2 separate regions of the Homo sapiens genome follow, and region 2 is linked to region 1. The links are chromatin loops, found by intact Hi-C in ENCODE. Cell type or tissue: PC-9. All regions are shown on one strand.

Evidence for each region. Peaks named below come from ENCODE experiments on the same cell type or tissue, not always from the same donor. Only the 100,000 strongest peaks of a DNase experiment are listed, where the experiment ranks them.
Region 2: it touches region 1 in a loop (8-fold over the local background); 2 of 110 quality-filtered maps call a loop at or near these places.

Annotation. Positions count from the first base shown.
Region 1 is chr13:106,471,253-106,473,752 of GRCh38, reverse strand. LOC105370346 (a long non-coding RNA gene) reads left to right here. Exons shown (of 2, transcript XR_002957491.2): 2 at 1-2,006. Among named protein-coding and RNA genes, the nearest start is that of EFNB2, 63 kb to the left of the region's middle. RefSeq lists enhancers at 1-503, 781-1,980 and a silencer at 1,318-1,612. In PC-9, no CTCF peak of the experiment used is centred here; a DNase peak (open chromatin) is centred at 1,502; H3K4me3 peaks cover 1,410 bases; H3K27ac peaks cover 2,500 bases.
Region 2 is chr13:106,099,425-106,101,924 of GRCh38, reverse strand. No RefSeq gene overlaps it. Among named protein-coding and RNA genes, the nearest start is that of LINC00460, 280 kb to the left of the region's middle. RefSeq lists an enhancer at 764-1,631. In PC-9, no CTCF peak of the experiment used is centred here; DNase peaks (open chromatin) are centred at 1,164 and 1,464; H3K27ac peaks cover 1,919 bases.

The sequences.
Region 1 (2,500 bases):
AGAATATTGGCAAACATTTATAGAAACTACAATTTCCATTTCTGCCGTGAAGACCTTCCCAAAGGCTCTGGCCGGCTCTGTTCTGTTGAACTGGACTTCTAGCAGCGGGCGTGGGAAACTCACTCCAGGACGGCGCAGCTTCTCTCAGCCCTGATGGGGAGACGGGGTCTGGGCCTGCGCTTCAACTGCAGCCCCGCAGGATTCACGACTGCCTAGGGCTGCTGGAGGACCAGGTGGGTTAGCCCACCCCAAACCTGTGTCCCAGTGCCTGAGGCTGTGAATGCAAACTTGCCCAAGAGGTTTCCTGGGAAAGGATTGTCGGAAAACCAGACAGAGACAAGGCTTATCAGCCTGACTCAATGCCAAATGCCAGGGTCAGCAGGGACACCTGATGCACGAGGGCACACACACTGCTGGCCACTCCGCCCTCAGCTCTGGCCTGGCCCTCAGCCCTCACATGCTGCCGTCAGAGGCCTGAGCAAGGTACTGAAATGGAGGAAATGTACACATTGAAGAGCAGTCTCACTGCCATCTCTGCTGTGCGGTGAGAGCACACGACTTCAATTCAGAAAACATTTCAGCGTGCTGCCACAAGCCGGGCCTGTGTCCCACCAGCTCCCTTCAAAAAGCACGGCTCAGCCCAGCTTTCCATGCTGGGGGCTGACTTCAGGCCACAGCCACAGTGCCATGGCCCTTGGTAGGCATGTCACTAGGGTGGGGACTTCAGAGGACACTGGGTCACTCCTTACGGACCGGAAGCTGGATAACACCCAGTTAGCTGGAGCAGCAGAGGAGGAAAATGGTGACCACCTCCTTGTAGTCAAGAGGAATTTGTTGAACACACGTAAGACCTTCCTAGAGAACTTTTACACTGATTAAGGGGAATTTAAAGGTGCTTAAAAGGGAGGTAGACGGGCTAGGGAAATTCCAGTCATGAGTGTAAACAGGAGCCTGTTCTACCCACAGCTTAGGAGGACCTGGGAAATGTGAGCCACCTTTACCATCACACATGGCAGGGTTTGGAACCTGGAACCCCTGATGGCTTTGTGGATATTATTCAGAGATTTGCAAACCCAGACAGATTAAAAAAAAAAAAAGAAGCAAAACTACACACAAAAGCAAGAACAAAAGTAAAAAGACTGCGTCATTATTTCTTCCAACCTCTAATTGAGATTTAGCATTTTCTTCCTTTGGGAACATAAGCACTTTCATATTCAGCCACTGCATCTGTATTTCCTCTCACAGCTTCTTTTGCAGGAATGACTTCATTCTACCACCCTTTGCTGCCATATCAGGACGTCGGGAAGCAAAGAGACGTGTCGGCTTGATCAGCACACAGGTCATTCCTAGAGAGATCAGCTCAGTCACCGAGCAGGCAGGAACAGGCACTCTGGAGGGGAGAGGCAGGCCCAGGAGGATGAGTCAAGGCAGGGATTGAAACTGCAGGATGAGGGAGTCAGCGCCTGGGAACCCACAGGGCGGAGTTAGATAAGAAGAAATGCCCGCGGAATCTGCAGTTTAAATGGAGCCTGGGGTTTGTAAAGAGGAGTCAGGCGTTCTTTACCTTGTCAGTTCCGACTGCTTTGTGCACAGCTGACTCAGAGACCGGGTGGGGCTGCCCTCTTAGGTGAAACCAGACCGATTAGAAAGTCGGCTGGGCCCTGCAGATCCTGCCGGCCACACCCTCCCAGCATTAAGGGTATGCCTCATCTGTGAAACCAACTCTCCCCCGTGAAGGAGAAGTGACATGTCCATTTTAAAGAAAATCACTTCATGGTTGAGGAGGCATGATTTTTGCATGCAACAGAGGCAGTGTAGAAGAAGTTCTTAATCAACCTTTGTGCCAAGAAGCTCTTTAGCAGTCTGATGAAGCCCGTGGGCCCCTTCTAAGAATAATATTTTTAAACCCATAACATAAATACATCGGGCACCAAGGAAACCAGTTATATTGAAACAGCTATCAAAGGAAACCAAATATCTTGAAATACAGTTATCAAAATATTGAAGTAATTGTGATCTAGTACTACGTGTGCCTCTTGATTAACTCTTTAAGTAACAAGATCTAGTATAATTCAGAAGTACATTGTACTAACGGCAATGACATTTTAAGGCATTTGCCAAAACTGCAAGGTGTTGTGGGGACACTCGCATTTTCTGTTGGTGACCAAGGGGCATTTCATGTTATACCTTTATAGAAAGAACAACGTAGTTCCCTGTGTCTTGTGGAATAGTGTGATGATTACAGGGGGAGTTCCACTAGAAAGCAGCATTCATTGATGTTGCTGATGGACTTACGGGAGTCAAACATTCCATTTTTCAAATTAAGAGCTGTGATACTGGCTGGGACTGGTGGCTCATGCCTGTAATCCCAGCACTTTGGGAGGCCAAGGTGGATCACTTGAGGTCAGGAGTTCAAGACCAGCCTGGTCAACCTGGTGAAACTCCATCTCTACTAAAAATACAGAAATTAGCTGGGCGTGGTGGTGGGCGCCTGTAATCC
Region 2 (2,500 bases), 370 kb after region 1:
CTTCGTGATTATTGCAAGGATATTTTGTCTGCAACAAAGGTTAGGTAATTTTAGAAACACCATACTAGGCTTTTTGCTGGGATATGACTTTATGGAGCCCTTGAGGAAACAGGCTCAGCCCATGCTACTGGCTTCAACAGAGAGAAGAAAAGGGATCTAATATGCAGGGAAAGAAAATACAAGTTAACATCTTATCTAAAAAAAGTTCCCAGCATAAATGTTTTATTTTCCTCAAATCATCTAGGATATTATTATGGTTAACTTTTGGCTTTAATCCCTCAGATATCACAATAATTAAATTTCTCTTACTTAACAAATATTTCCTGAGCACCTCTTACGTGCCAGGGACACTGTGAATAGAGTGGGCAAAAATCCCTGGTGTTCAGGGCCTGCCTTCTAGAGCCGAGCTGAGGGACTGAAGGAAAGAAGGTTGTCGAGGCATCCCCAGTTCTACTGTCATTATGTGGTCGCTTATGGGACTTCAAAGGTTTTATGAGGTTGAGCAGAAACCAGACATGGCCCACTTTACTGGCTGATTTTTCAGGCAGTTAATGAGATTTTTCAGTAGTATAATAATTGCTTGGTCACCCAACATTAGTCATAAAAGTAAATTTGAAGAGGGGTCAGACCACAGACCACTTTTTAAAAGACCCTCCTTTACAACATTTTTTTATTAGGAAACTTTTACTGTGAAATCATAGTTAGGGAAATATTTCTTCGGTCTCAGAGAATTATCTTTCTATTCTTTCTTCCCCCACCCTAGAGGCCACCTACTTCAGATTCCCTTCGCAGTGTTTGTTAAGTGGTTATCGTTATGCATTGTTAATGCCCCAAACACAGCTTTACATAAAACAGAAAATTTGAAAAGGCACTGAATACAAAAATAAAATATTCTCAGGGTACCCTTCATGTAGATTTGCTCGGCCGGCGGAGGGAAATGGACTTTAAAATTAGGTCATTTGCGTTAGAAACCCTAAGAAGCAAAGTTCCTCCATTCTGAATGCAGAAGTTAAAATCCAGGCCATTTTAAGACAGCTGGGGCGGCAGGGAGGAGAGAGCAGGACATGTAACTTTGTGTGACAGGCCGTCATGGCAACCGCAAAGGAATCCCCACCCCAGGGTGTGTGCCATTCACAAACAAAGGTGCTACCCTGCAGTCTTCAGGGGGAAATGTCTGGCCTTTTATCTCCTGCAAATTCCCCAGGCTCTAGGGAGGCCACACAAAGCAGGGGCTTTTTTTTTTTTCTGTGCTTACTCAGTCTCACTAGAAGGGGCCCTTTCTTCCAAACTCGGTTTCCCTTCCTGCCTCCCCACCCCCCAACCCAGCTAGTTTCTGCCCTTCCTGCCTTCTCCCCCTAAGCCAGGTGTGTCACTGCAGCACATCCCCTTCCTTATATCTCTGGGGACACCCTCAGCTTCTGGATCACAGCCACCCTGCCCTCTTTCCTAAGTCAGGCTGCTAAGCGTTAGGGAGGAATTTACTCTTAGTAAATTCTCAGTTCTTAGTAGGGCACCTCCCTCCTTGCACGCCCTGCCCTAGGGTGGGGACAGAGGGTGTGTGGCCTTTACTTTGTGAGAGGTTCCCAGTTTTGCTTTTTCAACGAAAGGGAACAAGTCATTTAAAAAGATAAGCACTGAGCCAGGGTTAAGGGAGAGCACAAAAATAAGATCATTAGAAATTGCAATTGAAGCCAAGTCTAACTTCGTGTCCAAAGATCAGGATTCTTGGCCTTTGTCACCACTGCTGAGTTCTCCTTCTTAAGGGCCCAGTTTGCTTTTTATAAGCTTCAAGTGCATTGTCCTATTTGAAAGATATCTTCTGCTTAGACAAAAAGAATTCTAACTTTTATTCCTTCGTTATCACACGTCCTCGGCCCCTGATTTGATCTCGGAGCAGGGCTCCAGGCAAACAGTGCCCCCTGAACTCTCGCCTCGGCTTCCCCGGCCTCCTCCCTGAACTCTCGCCTCGGCTTCCCCAGCCTCCTCTCCTCTTTGCAGTCTGGTTGCCTGACGCACGCAGCGCATGCTTGCTTGTCACAGACTGCTAGAATGCAAAACGATGAGAATTAATGCTGTTATTAAAGGATTTTTAAATTAAATGTGCAGTTTAGAGCCAGATGCTGCCTTCTTAAAGGAAGAGAAGTTTAAGTTAAAAAATCTGACAGATATTCGTTCCATCTAGCGTGGCAGAATTTATGGTAGATTACCGTCTTTGATTTCTGTGGCCTGGGGTTGTCAGGTCCACTTGCAAATGCGCTGTGGGAAAGAGTTGCACTTTTGTAATTTGAAAACATATGGGACATATGGTAAATATTACACCCATAACTGTTACGAAGTTCTGTTTCCTTAAAGGACCTTTCTTTTTTGCCTGTACCCTCCAGGGGATTACTTGCAAGAACCCCATTATCTTTCTACCTCTATTTTCCCCTAAAGTCGATTTGCTTTATTCTGATGCTTTAGAATCCCAGTGAAAAAATCTGGAAATCGAGTGTTTATTTTT